Linked DNA regions of Homo sapiens: region 1 is linked to region 2. A link is a loop called in an ENCODE intact Hi-C map of the cell type or tissue named here. Cell type or tissue: left ventricle myocardium inferior. All regions are shown on one strand. Each heading gives the region's core, and the rest is flanking DNA. Links, peaks and the distances in the headings are about the cores only.

Evidence for each region. Peaks named below come from ENCODE experiments on the same cell type or tissue, not always from the same donor. Only the 100,000 strongest peaks of a DNase experiment are listed, where the experiment ranks them.
Region 1: a loop joins it to region 2, with 6 times the contacts of the local background. A loop is called at or near these places in 91 of 110 quality-filtered maps.

What each region holds. Positions count from the first base shown.
Region 1 is chr11:30,341,173-30,352,062 of GRCh38, reverse strand. No RefSeq gene overlaps it. Among named protein-coding and RNA genes, the nearest start is that of ARL14EP, 24 kb to the right of the region's middle. RefSeq lists a silencer at 9,046-9,095. In left ventricle myocardium inferior, for the core only: a CTCF peak has its summit at 5,787 (motif pointing left); no DNase peak of the experiment used is centred there.
Region 2 is chr11:30,911,799-30,922,688 of GRCh38, reverse strand. DCDC1 (doublecortin domain containing 1) reads left to right here. Exons shown (of 39, transcript NM_001387274.1): 24 at 51-186; 25 at 1,754-1,913; 26 at 5,661-5,819; 27 at 6,978-7,178. LOC105376611 (a long non-coding RNA gene) reads right to left here. Exons shown (of 5, transcript XR_007062642.1): 5 at 375-1,282. Among named protein-coding and RNA genes, the nearest start is that of LINC02859, 180 kb to the right of the region's middle. In left ventricle myocardium inferior, for the core only: CTCF peaks have their summits at 4,400, 4,607 (motif pointing right) and 8,327; a DNase peak (open chromatin) is centred at 8,348; H3K27me3 peaks cover 17 bases.

The sequences.
Region 1 (10,890 bases), core at 2,000-9,999, 570 kb after region 2:
ACTCCTTTATAGCACTCACCACATTCTGTCTTAAGTCATGGTTGCACTTGTTATATTTCATTCTCCCAGATGAAAAGATCCTTGAAATGAGATTTTTTTTTAAATGGTGATGATAAACACATATATTTCTTACTCTGCCAGCCCTGCTACATATTTTAAGTTATTTAATCCTCATGACAACCTTTTTCCAAATGAAAAACAGAAGCACAGAGAGGTTTAGTAACTTGCCAAAGGTCATACAGCTAACCTAAGATTGAATCCTGGGTAGTGTGCCTCCCTGAGTCCATGCTATTGACCACAATTATACCTCTTTTTGTGGAGGCAGAGGAGTATTTACTGGGAAGCCAATGAAGCTTTTTTCAAGGCAGCAATTTATAATTTTGTATACTTGTTGTAAAAGAAGCATTCAAACTTATATTAACTTCAGATCCTAAAAGAACCCAGGATGGATGTACTTGCTCGTGTTTGAATCCTCTGCAACCTCACTTGGTAATAACGATTGCCATGATGATGATGACAATCATTCCAACCCTTGTATAGAGCATTTGCAAGGCACCTCAGCTATCTCCCTGGATCCTCAGAACAACCTGAAAGTTAGGCACGATCCTTGTCACTTTTACAGATGATGTACTAACCTCAAAGAGACAGTGATTTTGCCTAAAGTCACCTAGCTAGTAAGTGATGGAGCCGGGACTGAAACTCAGAGCCTCTGATCCCATATGTCATGCTTCCTCCACTCAAACATTTACTGGCCTGTGGGTTCTGAGAGCCCTTTACAGTGCTTAGTAGATGGTGCTCCTCCCCGCCCCAGCCCCATGCAGACCCATTTGCAGAGCACTCCATCACATCCAACAATTATCTAAATTGAAGTTGTCCATCCTGCCTTTTAAGTTCTTTTCCAGCTAATGAACCTTTTCAACCAACACAGGGCGCTTGATGTTAATCACATGGAGAAATGCAAGCTCAATCTGTTCACCTTCGAATAGATAGCGCCTAAAAGGTATAGAAATTCCATTTAACTTCTCAAGTCCTAATCTTAAGAATTTCTTAGGGGAAACTTCTTCAACTGCCTGTTTTCAAGAGACTTTCAAAACCCTCAAGCAATTGCTAAAGTGATACTAGAAATGCATTTGCCTTTATCTAGAGACTTGGTGAGTACTAGCCTGTAATTTATCATTCTGTATAACAGAAAGCCTGGAGAATCATATTATAAAGAAGTCTTCAGCTTTCATAGCTGATATGTAAACATATTCCTAAGGCAGAAAAGGACTGGATTATTAGTGATGCCTAAACACTGACCCTGGGGAAAGCGCTCCACATCCAGTTATTTTTAAGGACATATTATCTTTGTGTCATGCAGGAAAGTGCCTGCACCAGCAAGGCCTTGTCTTCCTTCCCAGACTCACATAATCAGTGGTAAAGAGGTTACTGGAGATAGTGATTGAGAACTCAAGCTTTGGAGTTAAGCCAGCCTAGGCATGACCTGCATATTCCTGCATAAATATGGGTATGTGCATATATGCATAAACCTGGTTGTGGCTTATTTATATTACTTAACTTCATTCATTGATTCAACAAATATTTACTGAGCACCTGCTACATGCCAGCCAGTTTCGTAGGTACTGAAGACAAAGGAGTAAACAAAACAAAACTACCTCGGGGTGCTTCCATTTGTCTGCAAAATATAGCAGTAATTTGTCGCACCTCGCCCATAAGGCTGTTTAAGGATTACACCTGAGCCTGGTACCTGGCACATACTTATTAGTATAAAAACAAAATAATGTTTTACCCCATTCTAGATTTAAAATACTTCATGGTTCATTTGTTTATATTTTGAGCCATTTCAAACCCTGTTTTTCAGAAAATTATTGTGGAGTTTCCTTTGATGGGGCCTGGCAGATACGATAAATAGTAGCTGGCTCTTTGGGCTATGTAAGCAGGAGCTGTGGTAGGAGGCAGGGCAGCAGGCCGCATGAGTGCATTTGGTAAACTGAGTCATGGCCAGAATGTGTTCAGGCGGCCTTGGCATAGATCATCACAGAGGCTCTTCATTTTCAGTTTTATTCTGAAGGGATTGTGCTGAGATTACTTTCCCTCTAGAGTTTCTATTTGTCAGGAATACTATTAAAGAGTTTCAAATGAAGCATTTAACAGAAATTCCTGATGCTGTGGTTCCAGTTCATTTTCTTTCCTCTTGCCCACCAGGTCTCAGTGGTGGAGGGTTGAGTTGGACAACCTAACCCACTTCTGCCCAGGTCTTCTGGGTACTTGGCTATTCCTTGGGCTTCTCTGTGACGCATCAGAACCCAAGGCTGTGTGTGGGCCCATCCTTCCTTGGTACACAGATACAGAGACCCTTTGTCTCTGATAGACAAGTGGACTATCCTTTCCTCCCACTTCTGGAGTATCATGCTTTCCTGCTTTACTTCCTTTGTCTTTTCATCCTTTGGAATTCATTTCCCAGTAGCACCTGCCTTAGCACCTATCATTGTCACCTGGTGGGGCCTGAGCTACGGATACTGCACTTCCTTAGACCCCAAGGTGAGGCCCTCCTTCTGTGGCACACTTCCAACCCACCGTACAGGAAATAAAAAACAGCAAAACATTTCCTTTTACATTTCTTTGCCCCCACATTTTGCGATGGGAGGTGAAATAAGAAGCAAGGTCAAATTTTATGAAATTGCCAATGTCAATTATTTCTGACCTAAAGGAAGAAAGCAAAGGAGGATGGAAGCAAGGAAGCAAAAAAGGGGGAAGGAATGGGGGAAAAATCTTGTGGAAGCGAGGGCTAGAATTAGGTAACGACTCATATATTCTGCTCTTTAATGATAATTACAGTTTATTGAATGCTTCCTCTGCATGAAGCACTGGCTAAACAAAGTTTTACATATATCACCTCACTTAATCATCACATCAACTGCGTGAAGCTCCTCTGAACCCCTAAATTATTCCCATTTTAAGGATGCAGTAACTGAGGGTAAGAGTTAAGATATTCATCCAAGGTCCTGCAACATTTAACCACAAAAGTCATGGCTTATCTGCTATATGAGAAGAAAAAGATACAAATCATTAGCACCAACAACTTCCACTACCTTTTAATAGTGTTATATATATTTTCATGATTATAAGAGTAATCATGTTCAGTATAGGAAATTTGAAAATTACAGAACATTTGATGGAGAAAATGAAAAATCATATGAAGTCAAATATAACTTGTATTATTATTTTAGAGTCTCTCTCACTTTGGGTGTTTTCCTGCTTTTAACAAATTTGGAATTGTTCTTTTTATTTTATACTCTGCCTTAAAAATAATTAGCATTGTTATGAATGTTGCCCCATTACTTTAAAAATTCGCCAAAAACTTATTTGGTTATATTATATTGATACATAATATAATATATAAAACATATATAATGATATCCCATTAGCTATCCAATTGTTTTTCTCATGTTAAAAAATTAAGCAGTTACCAAATTCTGGTGTTACAAATGTGATGAACATCATTGTACAAAATCACTACTTTTGACACCAATGGCAGGTGTGTTTGTCATTTAAAGGTGATTTCTTTTCCACAAGAAGTGTCATCACTTACATTTTCTGGTTGTTCGGTCACAATGATCTGCATGGTGTGACCAGGTTGATGGAACTGATACACTGCATTTGTTGGGAACTGACCCAGCCAGACCTGGGGTGTGAGTGTCCAGACCAAAGCCAACTCCAGCCAGGTGAGAGGACTTGCAGCTATTTCCTCCCCTTGGTGCTGTCCTGGGCTCAGCCTGGTGAGGATTTCCCACAGGAGGCAGGGATGAGCAGACTAGAGACAGCTGTGTTGTTCTGAGAGCTCACTGCTGGCTGCCACACAGGGCAGCATCTGCTTTAATACCTAAGGTTGTCACCTGGTGGGGCCTGAGCTATGGATACTGCACTTCCTGAGACCCCAAGGTGTGGCCCTCTTTCTGTGGCACACTTCCAACCCATTGAACAGGAAATAAAACACAGCAAAACACTTTATTTCTTCTTCCCTTCTTTCATTCCCAAACCTTATTCTTACTTGGTTAAACTCACCTTCCTTAATCAGAAAGAAAGGAGGTGGCTCACACCTGTAATCCCAGCACTTTGGGAGGCCGAGGCCTGCAGATCACCTGAGGTCAGGAGTTTGAGTCCAGCCTGACCAACGTGGTGAAACCCCGTCTCTACTAAAGTAATCCCAGCTACTTGAGAGGCTGAGGCAGGAGAATCGCTTGAACCTGGGAGGTGGAGGCTGCAGTGAGCCGAGATCGCGCCATTGCACTCCAGCCTGTGCAACAAGAGCGAAATTCCGTCTTAAAAAAAAAAAAAAAAAAAAGGAGGGGCATACCTTCTTTTATTGTGGCAAGAAGGGGAGAAAGTAGAAACACACAAATTAGACTGCACTGCCAGTTTCACCTCCTGCTTTGTGCTTTTTTTTCTTTAAAGTATGACTTTTTCTCCATATTTTAAAATATTTTACTCAACAAAATTTATTGAATGTGTATTATGTACAAAGCACTGTTTAATGCAATAGGAATGGAAATGACTGAGGCTCTACTGAAAGAAAAATTTTACATAACTTTGCTTAGATTGGCTGCTTATTCAAAAATTTAGAATATTGAATATATTAATTTTCCTAGCTACTAGAAATGTCAAGCCCTTTACTAATAAATTCTAAGTTTTTTGAAGTCTCTAGCCATTTTTAGTTTAGTTTTCCCCCTGTGCCAAGGAGTTTTCTGTTTAACATTGTTAAATTTAGCAAATAAAAGCACAGGACACACAATTAATATTGGATTTCAGGTGAACAAATACCTTTAAATATATTTCATGAAATATCCATAGGTGTGTTCCAAGTATTACTAAAACATTATTTGTTCCTTATCTAAAATTCAAATTTAACTGGATGTCCTGTATTTTATCTGGCAACTCTATTTCTATTGAATAAGAAATTTTCCATTTATTGAGTCTTTGCCTTCGGCTTTTTTTTTTTTTTTTTTTTTGAGTCAGAGTCTTGCTCTGTCACCCAGGCTGGAGTGCAGTGGCACGATCTCTGCTCACTGCAACCTCTGCCTCCCGGGTTCAAGTGATTCTTGTGTCTAAGCCTCCCGAGTAGCTAGGATTACAGGCACCCACCACCACACCTGGCTAATTTTTGTATTTTTAGTAGAGACGTGGTTTTGCCATGTTGGCCAGGCTGGTCTCAAATTCCTTCAGGTGATCCACCCTCCTTGGCCTCCCAAAGTGCTGGGATTACAGGCGTGAGCCACCACTCCTGGCCTGCATTGGGCTCTTAACCTGACACATTTAATGTTTATACATCTCTATAATGTAGGTATTGCTATCCACATTTTATATGCAAGGGAATGGAGGCCTCTAGAAAACAAATAACTTGTCTGAAGTCCCAAAGCCAGCAAGTAGTGGAGACAGCATTCAGACTCAGGTTCACCTGACACCTAGGTCCATGCTCTTTCCTCTGGATTATAAGTACTTATAATTGAAGTATGGACTAGTTTTGGAATATTCCACTTTAACTGTATTTTAGTAGAATATTTGATTTCAAATTGAAAGAACAATCTATATAAGAAGGAGGGTAAGAAGGAGGAAATTTTGCTCTTCTTCCCATAATATTTAGAAGAAACGTTTTATCCCAAAAGCACTTGAACAAATGGCACTCCTCCAACTCTACCTTAAGATACTCATTTTCTAAATGTATAGTTTTTGTTCAAAGTGGTTGAGCGCTTCACTGGAAGTTTGTAGTAAAATATCGCCCTCTTCTGGACAGATGGGTATCATTCAATGGAGATGGATACAAAAGACTTTTTTTTTTTTTTTTTTTTTTTTAATTTTTTCCTTCCAACTTTTATTTTTGGTTCGCATGATACATGTGCAGGTTTGTTACATGGGTAAATCGTATGTTGTTGGGGTTTGGTGTACAAATCTTTGTCACCCAGGTAGTCTATAATAGTACCTGATAGTTTTTTGATCCTCATCCTCCTCCCACCTTCCAACCTCAAGTAGGTTCTGGTGTCTATTGTTCCCCTCTTTGTGTCCACGTGTCCTCAATGTTTAGCTCCCACTTATAAGTGGGAACATGTGGTATTTGCTTTTCTGTTCCTGTGTTAATTCACTTAGGATAATGGCCACCAGCTGTATCTATGTTGCTGCAAAGGGCATGATACTGTTGTTTTTATGGCTGCATAGTATTCCATCGTGTGTATGTCCCAGTACACTTCTTTTTGTTGTTTTTATGGCTGCATAGTATTCCATCATGTATATGTCCCAATACACTTCTTCATCCAGTACACTGTTGATGGGCATCTAGATTTATTCCATGTCTTTGCTAATGTGAATAGCGCTGCAATGAGCATACACATGCATGTGTCGTGTCTTTATGGTAGAACAATGATACAAAGGCTTTTTAAGAGTTAGGACAAAAGTACAATTCGATTATGTATCCAAACACACAATAAATAGCTGTTGTTGTCACTAAGTGTACACCTTCTTCACTGTGACTTCTCAGAACGAAAACAGAAAGACATGTTAGAATTGGCTGAGAAACATATTCCATCCATGTTTATGGAGCTGGCTGAGTGGTGGGCATGGAAGTGGGCAAAATCTTTACTTCCAGGACACACCTTAAGTAACCAAACTGCAATAATACCTAAGTCATCAGAATCACATAGCTTCAATGAATCCTGAACAGAAAGAATTTCACATGTATAAGATGAATGGTCAAAGAAGAATAGAAAAATATCCACCAGCATTGGAACTTTGGCGTCAAACAATCTATTTAGATTCCCTTCTCTTCCACTGATAAACTATGTGACCCTAGGCAAGTTATCTAAATTCTTTAGCTCTCAGTTTCCTCATCTGTGAAATGATAAAAATAGCCACTTATTAGGAAAGGTGGAATAAAGAAATGTGGTAATATCTGCTAGGGTCTGAATGTTTGTTCCCCCAAAATTCATATATTGAAATCCTCACGCCAACAGTGATGGTATTAGGAGGTGGGGTCTTTGGGAGATGATTAGCTTATGGTGACAGAGCCTTCATGAATGGGATTAGTGCCTTTATAAAAGAGGCTCCCGAAAGATCTCCTGCCCCTCCCACTGTGAGAGGTTTATAGCAAAGAGACATTGTTTATGAACCAGGAAGTGCCCTCACTAGACACTGAATTTGGTGGCATCTTGATCTTGGACTTCCCAGCCTCCAGAGCTGTGGGGAACAAATTCCTGTGGATTGTATGCTATCCAGTCTATGACATTTCATTATAGCAGCCTAAAAGGACTAACATATAAAGTATAAAAACAATTTCATTTTCTAAAGTGTCCTACTTTATTTTCACCCAAATTTTGGCTAATAGCCAAGGTTTAGCAAACCAAATTATTTCTCTAAATTTATCCAATTTTAGAACTGTGTATTTTTTCAAGAAAGTCGATATCACCATAAAGATGTTTTGAAGCAGGAACCTCAGAAATAGGTGAACCTATGAACGTCTAACCAAATATACTCTATATTTTTATGTAATTTCAACTGAAAAAAAGTTAAAAAATGTCAATACACTAAAATATCAAAAAAGATGAAAGCATTTAAATATCCCTGTATCACAAATGATTAAGAATATCCAGCTTTATAAAATACACTGTCAAGTATCAGAAAGTCATTATGCATTTGATTTTTTTTTTGGCATCATTATTTCTGGAAATGACATATAGAAAATGTTGAGGTGTGTGCTGAGTTCCCTTTTGTTTGGCAGGAACCAGTTTCACCTTCCCCTCTTTCACACCACAGAACTGAGAGTCCTGTAAGGGTAAAAGGGAAGAAGAACAGGAGCTGTTGATGCTTTAACTTCATTTTGCTAGCAGTGTTATAAACCACAAATTTAAGTCAATGATATGCCTTTAACTGCCTGACAAGTTATTTAATTCAGATACAGCTATTAAAAATTTATATTCATTTGACCTAGGATTGAGTTCTAGCTATGAAACATAGGATGACAGAGAAAATTATCCAAGTATTCTCTGTTTAGCTTATGAACAACAGAAATTTAATTCTTACAGTTCTGGAGGGTGAGAAGTCCAAGTTCCAATTTTCAAACATGCTAAGCACTTTAAAAGCAAGTAACACCAATACAAATACCCTAAATTGGTAACTTAATTACAAGTGCCTTATTGTTATTACAGAATGTCAGACCCTCATGGTAAATTACCATAGGCCATGCTACATTTGTCTAAAGGAGGTTAAGGTCCATGAGAATGGTATGAGAAGATTTTGCAGGGCAGGATTGAAGATGTGGGGGTAAGTCACAGCTGTTTGCTCTCCTTAAAAGATATAAAAGTTCCTGGCCGGGTGCAGTGGCTCACGCCTATAATCCCAGCACTATGGGAGGCTGAGGTGGGCAGATCACAAGGTCAGGAGATCGAGATCATCCTGGTTAACACGGTGAAACCCTGTCTCTACTAAAAATACAAAAATTAGCCGGGCGTGGTGCTGGGCGCCTGTAGTCCCAGCTACTTGGGAGGCTGAGGCAGGAGAATGGTGTGAACCCGGGAGGCGGAGCTTGCAGTGAGCCGAGATCGCACCACTGCACTCCAGCCTGGGCGACAGAGCGAGACTGTCTCAAAAAAAAAAAAAAAAAAAAAAAAAGAAGATAAAAGTTCCCAAGGGCATGAGTTTCAAACAGGCCATTCTACCCTTGATCTTTTATCCTCAAATGAGTAGAGCTAACTTTCCATCTAGTCATTACCTTGTATTCACTTAATGGTCAATCGTGCAAAAAGACAAAATTATTGACTCACATAACTGAAAATTCCAGGTTTGACTTCAGACATAACTGGATCGAGATACCCAAATTCTATCTATCTTGGTCTCTGGCTTCCACTTTCACGTATGTTGTTTACATTCTAAGGCAGATTCTCACTTAGTGCCAAGATTAGCCACCAGTAGGCCTGGTCTTAAACCTGTAAACTTAGCAACCCTCATTGAAAAAAAGCATCACTTCTTCTCTAGTCTCAGTAAGCCTGAAGTTGATTGGCTTTGATTGACCTGGCTAGTCATACATCCACCCTTCTAACATTCATTAAGGCTAGTGAGATGCTACATTCTCAAAGGCCAGGACTTGTGATAAACCCACCCTACAACCACAAAGTAAGGCCAACTGTATCTGAACCACATGGGCTGACTACAAGGGTGGTTTCTCAAAGGCCAACTGCAGAGTGCTAATTCCAGAAGGGGAAGTGATACTGGGCATGCAAAACACTACCAGACTTTAACTGACGTGGAAACAAAAATAAAAACAAAAACCCAAAGCAGATTCAAGAATTTTCCAAGCAGTGACCAAATGGACTTGATAATATGAACAAGAGAAAGGAGTAAAAAATGACTGACTATATATTTTATTGACTCATCTAAGGCCAGATACAGCAAACAATCTAATAGTTTATAATTTATTTGATTTTTAGAGCCAGGACCTGAGAACCAAGTTGAAATAGAAACAAATTAGGTTACTGTATTAGTCAGGGTTTTCCAGAGAAAGGGAACCAACTGGATGTGTCTGCCTGCCTGCCTGTCAATTGATATATTGATCTATCCATCCATCCACCCATACACCCATCCACCCATCCACCCATCCATCCATCCATCCATCCATCCATCCACCCACCCATCAAGAGGTGTAAGGAGCCTCTCAACATGGGTTGTCGGTATGTCACACAGTGTGAGGCTTTGTTTGCCAAGAATTTGTAGTTGAGCACTGACCCTAAAATCTATGTGTAGTTCTTTAAAAGACACAAGGAAAAAAATAAGCATGTTTTTTCAATTACAGCTTTTGGGGATGAGATGGAAACTTTTACTGAAAAAATTAGAAAATGTTTCTTTTTCAACATTTTCTATAGGAAAGTCTATCATCCAATTTAGAGAGGTCAGGAGCTATTTTGGAATAATAAATTTATTTTCATACACCAAACTGTAGGGCCTGTATTTTATGCAGAAATTTTCATTGCATAGTCTCATTCACTAAGTCATAAATGGCTAGATGCTTGCTAGCATTTTTAAAAAACCTCAATATACCACAATTCACTAAGCAATCCTGAATACCTCTCTTAATGCCAAAATTCAATTTGTATTTTATCCAGAATCTTGTAGTCTCCATTTACATGGTACCAGTACTGCTACTATTGGTTACTTTATCTTATGTGACAAAATAACCAATTTAATTTTCAATTACCTTCAAGACCAAATAATAAATTTGGGGTGTCAGAATATAACAAAAAACAATTTAATTTGCATTTTTCAAATTCTTCAGCGTAACTGATTGCTTGTTAACAAAGGGAAACTTAGCCAATTTGTTAAGTTTAGCAATGTTTGCAAACATTAGTTTTAATAAGTCTATTTATTATAAAACGTATCTTAGGCTTCAAAACCTAAGATAGGATAGGTAGATTATGGTAACATTTTTTTTTTTTTTTTTTTTTTTTAAGGTAAGAGTCTTGCTCTGCGTCCAGGATGGAGTGTGGTGGTGCGATCTCGGCTCACCACAACATCCGCCCCTCGGGTTCAAGCTATTCTCATGCCTCAGCCTCCCGAGTAGCTGGGACTACAGGTGTGCCCCACCATGCCCAGCTAATTTTTGCATTTTTAGTAGAGACGGGGGTTTCACTATGTTGGCCAGGCTGGTCTCGAACTCCTGACCTCATGATCTGCCCGCCTCAGCCTCCCAAAGTGCTGGGATTACAGGTGTGGGCCACAATGCCTGGCCAGCAACTCTTTAAAAAATAAAACGTTTGTTTGCTTGTAATGACATGAAATGCAGTTTCTAATCACTGGATGTTTAACCAAGAAATCACTCCCTTGTAGTTTCGAGGAGGAAAAAACACATTTTAG
Region 2 (10,890 bases), core at 1,251-9,250:
AATGCTGCTGTGACAATTATATACAGGATAAGAGATGCTTTGTTTGATAGGTGTATGTTTCATGTGGAGAACTCTGGATCAATCCTGACCTGTCCATTGCTCAGCAAAAGAAACAAATATTCCTGAGGAACCTAGAATCAGACATTGCCAAAATTCAAATCTTCTGCAGCACACATAAAATAGAAGGTAAGCATTGGAATTATTTACCTTAATATATTCAGCCAAAATGAAATGCTTGATGATATTGCTTTTTAAAAAGTCAAAGTTTGTTTAAACAAGTAATATTTCACCTCTGCATCTTGCTGTTTAACTCTTTAAACTAAATTATGTGTTTGACAGGGTTGAGTATTTTAGTTCACACTACAGTTTGAATGTGCAAAGAGAACATCATCTTTTTATTTTGTCATTAACAGATCTGACCTTCTTTGTGAGCCTTATGCATTCTCTAATCATGTTTACATTTTGTTCCATCCATTAATTTAATTAGTCCCTTTAGGGAGAGCTTTCAGATTTCTCTATCTCCAGAATCTCACGTTAAGTTCCACTCTAAGATAGAAAAAAAGCACTTGGGTTGCAGATCTTCTTGCTTCCTGGGCTCTACTGTCTGAAGTCGATGACTGGAGTGACTTATGGTTCCTTCTGTTGGTTCAGACGATACTCTGGGTGGGTGTGCTACCTCCCTGATTCAGCCTTCTCTCTGCTTCCTGTGGCCCTCTGGAGCCTGACTATGACTGAGTGGTCATCTCATCACCTCTGCAGTCCTTGCTACAGAGCCACCTCACCCCTGCTTGGCATCCACTTTTGGAAAGCTCCCCAAAAAGATTCTCAGCAACTCCTGGGTCTTAGCTGCACCTCCCAGAAACCAGATCCCAGTTCACGTGGCTGGCTGTGCCTCAGATTGGAGTAGCAAGGGTAGCTCAAAAGGGGACAATGGGCAGTGTCCTCACTGTTTCCCCAGTTTAACTAAGATACCCAAAGTGAAGCCTGTAGAGAGAATCAAGACATGCTGTGCTAGTTTTCTGGCTTTCTCTGTCTTGTGCCCCAGATCCCCTCTGGCCCAGGAGTGATGGTTTTTCTCCAGGTCAATCCTGAAGTTAAACTCTTGATACAGTAAGTGGGAGCTACAGGCTTTTGGAGAAACCATAGATCATGACTGTGTCATCCTGACTTCCACGTTCGATGGCAGTATGCTGTTTGAATGTCAAAAACTATCTTTGGACTTTTGCTTTTCTTTTATAAAAGTTCTAATTTCCTCATGATCTTCCTCCTTCCATTAAGTTTTCTCCAGGAACCAGGACAAAAGTCCATATAGAGAAAAGAAAAAGAAAAAAAATTAGTATAATTTAAAACATTGCCCTATTATATATATTGAACACCGTGTAGTAAAACTTTGCATGTGTCATTCAAGGCTTTCTCTGGGACTGGGACTGGGACTTCCACTGATGAGTTTTGGATCCCAGAGAATGATCTAGAAACATATATCTAAATAATGTAGCCCATTTGAATAATTACGATATATGATAATTAACTGATCTTTGGAAAGACCAATTTTTAGTATTTTTGACTAAGAATATCTTGAGAGTAAAGAATCTATAAAAATTAAAATTAAATTCAACTGAGTTTAATAAGTAACCTATGAATAGACCAAATAGATGGAATTATTTTGCATTTGTATTTTAGTGTGTGTTTTTAAATTCCTGATGCTCTGCAATTGTAAGTAATATGTCTTTGCAATTTGTGAATTTCTGCTCAGCTCTTGTTTTAGAAGTCCAAAGTGACATTGTATCTGGAAGCAAGCTTGCTGTGCATAAACCTGTAGCAATTTTTGGAGAAGAGAAGCAAGTTACAGAACCGGAAGAAAAGCAAATGCAAGAAGATCCTCTAACAACGGAAAATGCTTCCAGTGAAATTCTGTAAGTAATCAGTGTAGCCTGAAAAGCTACCTGGCTGCTTTTTGAACTCAGCTCATTAGCCCGATAACAGCACAGAGCCCATGCAGGGAGCTCATGCCAAGTTTGTGAAACTAATGGCAGCTGAAGAGCTAGTATTTAATTAGTTTTCCGGCAAAATGATACAACTACAGCTTCGATGTTCAACCATCACAGTGATCTATTTTCAGTAATATTGTTACAATGTTATTATTTTTAAGAGGCTAGAATTTTAGGATAGTAGGCATTTATTTGAGGAATTCATCAAATTTTGTTTCCATAATCATTGACTTCAGGATAAATTAAACTTCTTCCCTAAGTTCAAGTTGACACATGTTAATATACAGTTATCTTTCTGGATCATTGAAATAGCTTTCTGATTTCTCTCTATTGCCGTAATATCTTCCTTCCAATTCCCCTCTAAGTTAAACTGTAGACAATTAACTTTCTAATGTACAATCCTTTTCACATAGTTTTTTAAGGGTACCTATTGCAGACAGAAAAACCTATTCATCTGGAATCCCAAGGCCTTCTGACCCTGGTTCATGCCTGTCATTGACCCTCATTTGCATTCCCATGCCCACTGTCTCTTTCTGCCACATGAATTCCAACCTCCAGCTCAGCAACGACAAGCTGTCGCCTGCATATTGCACATTCTGTTTATGTTCTGTTGCAGACCTCTGAGCCACATATGAATTTCTCTCCACTGCAGTGCCTTTACTTGCCCCGTACTTATCTGTAGAATGATACTTTAGCATTGAAGTCAATTACAGCAATGACTGTACGTGGCAATGTGCTTGTCAGTCCCTCTCCCCCTTGCCTACCCCTCCCTCTACCAGCCTGGGAACGTTGAGGGCAAAGATTCTGTCACATGGGTTCTAATTATCATTTACTGAATAAATGAATGAAAGATTGAATGTGTTTCCAAATTATAAAACCAAAAATACCTGGCCAATTACCTCTGCAATAATTGTGAAACTAATTTATATATCATTGTTATTAATTGTTTCTATCCTCAATTATAAGAATATGAACGTTTATTTTAGGAACCAAACTTCCTCATTTGGATGGGTGATTCAGTTGGTCCTATGACTGACACTAACAAAGGCACCAGAAGGCATTTTTCAGAGAGAATGATTGGTCCTAGATGGCATCTTTCTCAACAGTCAGGGAATTGACCACGAACTTTCACATCCCCTTCTAAAGAATGTGTCATCTAGCCTCTTAGTCTGCACTTGGAAAAAAATAAACAGAAAGTAAGAAAAAAGAAACATTTTTGAGAGCAAAGATCGTCATTGTTCTGAATCAGAGATTTCATGAAGGCCTGGAGTCCTTGAGGTTAAAAGTGATTGGGTTCTCTCAGAGTACAATGCAGGCATCTACTGCATATTCCAAGCAGGCTCTTTTGCTCAAGCCTCTTCTTGAATACTCCTAATAACAGAGAGATCACTGTTTTCAAGGAGGCCCATTCTAACATTTAAATAATTATTTAGACCATCTCCATCTTATTATTCCATATGTTTCTCTGTACTATGCCCTATACCTCTTCTACTTGGCAGCCCTTAAACTATTGGAAATATTTTTTAATATACAGGGTTATCTATTTTCCAGGCTGTCACTAGTCATTTGAACCATTTCTGATGACATGATCCTGAAATAATCCTAAATCATCTAATATCAGGAAGTCACTGTAAGATTTTTCCCAGACTTTCTTAAATGTGCTTGTTTGGAGTTTTTTGCATATTTGAAAAATGGGATGATTTAAGGAGGGACATGCATAAAGCCAGCAGCTAGAACATCAATCTAGAAGGATCCTTTTTGATTGCTTTTTTATCATAAAGGTGTCCGGCACAAACAATAAGAAAAATGGAAAAGAAATTCTAGTAGCACTTGCCTACTCTGTGCTTTGCAGGAAAAAAAGATTTTTGGAACACAGAGAGTGGGGGAAACTTTCTCATTTCCTCACTGAATCACAGGTACCTGCCCACCTCTTCAGCCTTGTCTAGAACTACCATCCCCTCACTCACTGCATACCTGTCACACCACTGTCTTTCTGTTCTTCAAGTGGGCTAACCATAATCTTGCTTCATAGCCTTTTCATTTGTTCTTTTCTCTGCTTGGAATGCTCTCCCTCTAGATCCTTACATGGCTGGCCCCTTTCTATTGTCTTTGTCTCAATTCAAACATCACCTCTCAGAGAAACCTTCTTTGACTCCATTGCTAACGTAAACCTTACCCCATCCCAGTCAATTTCCATTACAATATCCTATTTTATTCAACTTATGGCATTTATCTTGTTTATTCATTTACTTGTCTATTTAATCTCTCCTCTTCCCACTAGAATGTAAACTCCGTGAGCACTGATAACTTACCTGTCTTGTAGATGTTCAATAAATATTGATTAAAGGAGTGAATAACTAACGAATGGTTTGTTCTATGAATGAACAAATTAATAAAGCAAGATGGACTGAAAAATGACTGTTCTAAAACTGACTTGACTATACCTCATTTGCCAGGAAGTTCAAGAGCTGATAGAGAAATTCTGAGTAAGAAAGTTAAACATCTGGATTTGGGTGAAGAATCTTGTTTGCATCCTGCTAACTTTGTTAAAACTAAGAATGACTTTTTTTTTTTTCCTTTTCCCCAAAGAAATGGAATTGATGAGAAAGCTGTGCGTTTTATTTTTAACACAAGATGGCGCTGTTGTTTTTTTTAACTGTAAAGGGAGAGGTTTGCCTTCAGAAGCCGCTTGTGCTGCCTGTAGTTCTGAATGAGGCAGTGATTACCCACCAGTTTCATATCCACATGTAATACTTCTATTACATTTGAAAAGAGTACGGTCAGCTCTGCTAGCACAGGAATTGTCCCTGAAGATTTTGGTAATTTAATAATGCTTGTAGTTACATCAAATTATGACAAGCACCTTGGTGATCAGTCTGTCCCAGAGAACTTTATTTACAGGTACGCATACTTAGAGTGCTGAAATAGGCTTGCTGCTTTGCCTGTATATTTATCCTTCCTCAGTCAAGCAGTCCTCATATCACAATCCCACTGAAGGCAAATGTGCTCTCAACAGTGGCCTGGAACTTTATATATACAGATCTATATGGCGGCTACTGATCCCCTTTATATCTTCATTTTAGTAAGAAGCCAGAAGGCTGACTCAATTATTCAAACTATGACTATTTACTCTGTTTAGTATATTATTCTCTATCAAAAGCTGGCTCATATGTGCAGATGCTATTTGAGTTTCTCTAGATTTCTCTGTGGAGAAATCTTGGAAAAGTTAAGGTTTCTTAACCTTGTCTAATGAGTAAACTTTACAAAACCGGGTAATCTAGGCTGTACTGTTCCAGTCAGAATTATGACCCAATTATGGGGTAGAGAGAGGGAGTCTCATTACATGTTCATTGTGAATTTCTCAAACTACTGAGTAGTCAATCTTTATGATTTTTGAAATACAATACATAGTCCCATTTTTTTCTGAGTAAACATGACAAAGATGAATGCTGTTTATTATGTGATTGAGGAATTTTATTTGTAGCCTTATATTAAAAGATCTAAATGATGTATTAGTGAGATGTGAATTTCCAGTATTAGGCACCCTTATGGAAATAAGATTTATAGATCCACCAACATCCTGTGGAATATGATCAGACTACACCTCAGAAAAAAATTCTGTGAACACGAATGAGATTTCTTAGACTTATGTTTGCTTCTGAACCTTGATAGAGATTCACACGTAAGAGCTCATCTTCGAATGAAGGCTTGTCACACACTTCCCAGGTATGCCTGGCAGGAAACTTCACATGACTTTGATGAGGATGACAGTCTTCCAAAGAAAACGGAAAAAGGGCTCTTTGAAAATGTGGAACCACAGAAGAAACACAGGTAAAAAGTTGCAAAGGATTCCTCTTAAAGATTTCTGTCTAGTGTTAGTTTTCTCACCTTGGGACACATATATTCCCAAGAGTTTTCACTGCTGTTAGCTGCTGTTTCTATCAACATGCACATTTTTGTCTTATGTTTTTGATTAAAATATTTACAAAATTTTGCGGGAAGGTCCTTTACTCTTTGGTTTATTTTGTTCAGTGTATAATATCTTACTCATTTGTGTGTTTTTTTCTATTAAACAGTATGCTTATCCACCTTTGCCTCCTGACAACTTAGCACAGAGCCTATATATTTGTTGAATGAATGTGTGAGTGAACTTCTGAATAAGCATTTAAGATGCCCTAATGTTTTTAAGAAATTAAGAAAATGCAGTTTCTTCCTTTTTAGTTTAATGTTTTTTGTCAATGTCCAATGAAATGACAGGAATATATAGTACTTTGTATTATTTCATAATCTTTAGACATTTACTTGACATTACAGCAGTCACTGGAACACATGAATTAAACATTTTTGACACTTCAACATTTAGCACTAGGCCATGCACGTAGTAGGGGCTTAATAGATGTTTATAGATTAATTTAATTGACAATGTGTTGTGATATGTAATATGTTACTTCTGCTTAATGTAAGGTCCTTAAGACAGTCATTTAAATTATTAGTGCATCATTATTTTATGATATGCTATGACTTGTTAGAGGTGAGTTAAAAACTTGGAGAATGGTGTTCTGTTTCCAGGGATACTGTAGATAGAGGAAAGAAACAATCATAGTTTGAATAGAATTCCTTTATTTCTCTGTTTTTATTCTACATGCCCCTGCCCCCATTCTCTTACTTAATTTTAAATTTTACTTTTTCCTCTTTAAATTACCTTGTCAACTGAAGTTCTTTTTTCTTTGCTAACGAATTTTTCAAATATTCTCCTGGTAAACATTTATTTATGTTACAAAATAAGCTCAGAATTCTACTTCTTATGTCAGCTTAGAAGTGCAGTGCTGGTAGCATTGCCGTCATTCTAATGATATGGTCTATCATTTCAAGTTAACGTGTTTCACGTTGGAGCTCTCACCAACAGAACTTATAATCTCCAGCACATCAAGTGCATGATCAAGTGCATGGGACATTTTTCTGCCACTAATAGAGATTTCTTTATCTCAGCTGTTCACCAAAGCATAGTAAATTGCACAAGCATTGTCATCAGCAGTTCGAATACAGAGATGGGCAGATTATAAGCCATGCTGCTCCTCAGCTAGTCTTGGGGGTTCAAGGTCCCAATCTCCGATCAGGCATGGAGGTGGTTTTGGTGGAGAAGAAATCTGATGGTAGTCATCAGCGCTGGATACACCAGGAAGACAGCAGGTAATCCCATTATATTTGGGTTTACTATATCAAAAGGTGAATAGGATCCTAATAAGTCTAGCATGGTCCCCACAGAACAAGATGAACTATATCTGAGAATTCTGGGTCTTCTATTTAACTTAGCTGATAATTCTTTATCCTAGCCAAAGAAGAGGAAGGGAATAAAATCAAATGTAAATGCTAGGTAAGCTACATACAATTTATCCACAATCAGATTCAGAGGAGGAATGTTCCCTCTGATCTCCTGGGTATAGTTTTATCTGGCCATTGGGCTCAAGACTGAACTTGCATCAATGTCATTTTTATGAAATGAATAGATCAAATAAGAATTCTAAAACGTCCCCAATTTTCAAATTTTTTGATACTTTTCATTAACTTACTCCCCATCCTTCCCCCAACACACACCTTCCCTCTTTCCTCCACCTTCATAAAATAACCAGTTTGTGGTTTCCACTCACGCAGTATAAACTAATTCCTATCTTAGCAAATATATCAACCTAATTCAATGTCTGGTCCTGGATCCAAATTTGAACCAACTACAGTACTGTAAAAAAGTTATTTTTGAGATAATCAGGAGAAATATAAAACAGCTTGGCTATCTGATGACATTAAGGAAGTCCTATTAATTTTGTTGGGTCCAATAATGGTTCAATGGTAATGTTAAAAAAAAAGTCCTGATAAGTTGGAAACATTGTAGTATTTACAGATAAAATTAAAAGCTATCTTAGATTTGTTGTAAGACATTCTATCATAAATAAAAATTTTAAAAGTTGAGGGGAATGGATGAAATGAGAATGGCAGAATGTTGATGGCTGTTAGGTCCATGCTGGTTGATTACACATTTCTCTCTCTCTCTCTTTTTTTTTTTTTTTTTTTTTGGGTGCATATGGAACATTTCTTTAATCGAACAAAAAAGAAAACAATTCCCTGTTTTTTAGATTGGTTTGCTTCAAATTCTACCATTAGTGTGATATGGTGGGCCTCCAGGGACCTCTTTAATCTCTTGAAATAGTGTACAAAGTGTATGTTTGTGCATCGTGCAATTTATTTTTTCTGGGAAAGAGCTGAGATTTTCACTGGCTTCTCAAAAGGTCTGCGATGAAAAGGCTTATGAATCAGTACTTTGAGGGAGGTTGCACAAGCTTCAGCAGGCGGCAGCAGCGAGCCCTGCCTGGGCAGGAGAGGAGCTGGTCTTACTCTGCTCACTGAGATGAGCAAAGCCTCCGGCAAGGAGAACTCGCTGGGCTGATGTTAGAAAAGACGGGAAAACCAATTGTGTAGACAGACCTGGTGAAAGTGTTTCTTTGCCCCATTCACCTGGGCTAAGCTGCCTTTGCAATGTGTAGGTAGGACAGCAGGCTTTTGTTTCTGTGAATGGTTTGCCATATGGAACCAGAATTCATTCATTCAACTGCCAAGGGTTATTGAGGGCAGTGTTTTAGGAGCTGTTGCTTTACAAAGAACAAAACAGATAAAAAATCTTTACTCTTATGGAGCTGACATCCTAGTGTTTCCTCATTTCTACATTGTATTTAGCAATTTATATTATTGCCTCGGCTTTCTGTATTATAGTAGAGGTCCCCACTTAAACCTAAATTGCAATTTGAGCATGGCTGATAAATTTGGGTGGACATGCATGGGGAATGAGAATGTGACCCTACGGCAAGAGAAAGCCATTGCATAATGAGTTTGACCCAGGAATACTTGGTCATTGGAAGAGAATACTAGTTCTGAATCTTGCTCAGTGTCTGTCTGCCTAAAACTCTATGAGATGTTGGGTCATGTGTAGCACTGCCTTGGAAAATCTAACCATGTATAACACAGAAGAGAAGGACAGTTTCTTTCCATCTCCTCCCACTTTGCAGAACATTCTGTACTTTTGTCATCTTGGGAGCTCCTCATGTCAAGACACGGAAAAGAGAGGCAGTTAGTGGAAGGGAGATGGTGATATTGGTTGATCCGTCATTGGAAACGTCAGAGTCCAGAGAGAAGAGGTGGAGCATCAGGGGGCCCAGTGGGACAAGATTTGCTGATAAGCACAAGTCCCCCTCTAGGGACACCCAGACAGACTTGAACAAAATAGTTTTTTTTGTTTGTTTTTTTTTTGAGACAGAGTCTCTGTTGCCCAGGCTGGAGTGCAGTGGCATGATCTCGGCTCACTGCAAGCTCCGCCTCCCGGGTTCATGCCATTCTCCTGCCTCAGCCTCTCCGAGTAGCTGGGACTACAGGCACCCGCCACCACGCCCAGCTAATTTTTTGTATTTTTAGTAGAGACAGGGTTTCATCGTGGTCTGATCTCCTGACCTTGTGATCCGCCCTCCTCGGCCTCCCAAAGTGCTGGGATTACAAGCGTGAGCCACCGCGCCCGGCCAAGAGTTTTTGCAGAAGTCTTGTTGATTAGGTGTGGGCATGATTCAGAACAATATATGTCCCATGGCAGAAGTGTGTTTGTACAGCGACAGTAATTCTGAGGTTTATTGCACATCTTCCCTTGACATATTGCTTTGTTCTCTTTCATGTGGATGGGTGGCTTTTAAAACTCATTTGTTTTGATGAGCTGGTGAAACCTAGAGAACCGTGGGTTACACTATGTAGTAGAACTTAATGGAAAATTGCATTTATGTTAACCACAGTCTTTTTATCCTCCATATTTTACCCAGGCTAGTAAATTAGGGTATATATACCCATGTACATTACATATGTATATAATATATATCACCCTATGGCTGAAGGAGATTGCCCAAGAAAGGATAAACTTGCAATGGGGTCCCCTCCCCAAGGCTAGGGTTCAGGACTCATTAAAAAAGGTATGGTTCCATTCCACTGAATTGCAGAGCAGTTTTGCTGGTGTACCTGGCCAGAGCTTGTCTGTAGTGGCTGAATGTCTTAGTCTAGTTTCTGTTACTTATAACAGAATAACTGAAACAGGGCCGGGCATGGTGGCTCATGCCTGTAATCCCAGCACTTTGGGAGGCTGAGGTGGGAGGATCACCTGAGATCACCTGGCTGGACCAGCCTGGCCAACATGGTGAAACCCCGTCTCTACTAAAAATACAAAAATTAGCTGGGCGTAGTGGCACATGCCTGTAGTACCAGCTACTCGGGAGACTGAGGCAGAAGAATCGTTTGAACCCAAGAGGTAGAGGTTGCAGTGAGTTGAGATCATGACACTGCACTCCAACCCGGGTGACAGAGTGAATCTCCATCTCAAAAAAGAAAAAAAAAAAAGAATACCTGAAACTGAGTAATTTATAAGGAATGAAATTTATTTCTTACAGTTCTGGAGGTTGGAAAGTCCAATGTTGAGGGGTGCATCTGGTGAGAGCTTTCTTGCAGCTGGGGGCTCTCTAGAGCCCTGAGATGGCACAGGTCATCATATGGCACAGGGCATCATACAGCACAGAACATCACGTCACATTCCTTTTCTTATAAACCCACTAGTTTCACTCCCATTATGACCTATTAATCCATTAACCCTTTCATCTATGGATTAATCCAAGCAGACCCCTCTTGATCCAATCACCTCTTAAAGACTCCATTTCTTAATACTGCCACATTGGGAATTAAGTTTCAACATGAGTTTTGGAGGGGCATTCAAACCATAACACTGAGTGAGCAGGACATAATATTCTGGAACATATAGGGGGGTGCAGTCTGTTGCTGGGCACAGCAGCATTCAGAGGGAATGGGATGGTGGTACACTAGGAGGCCT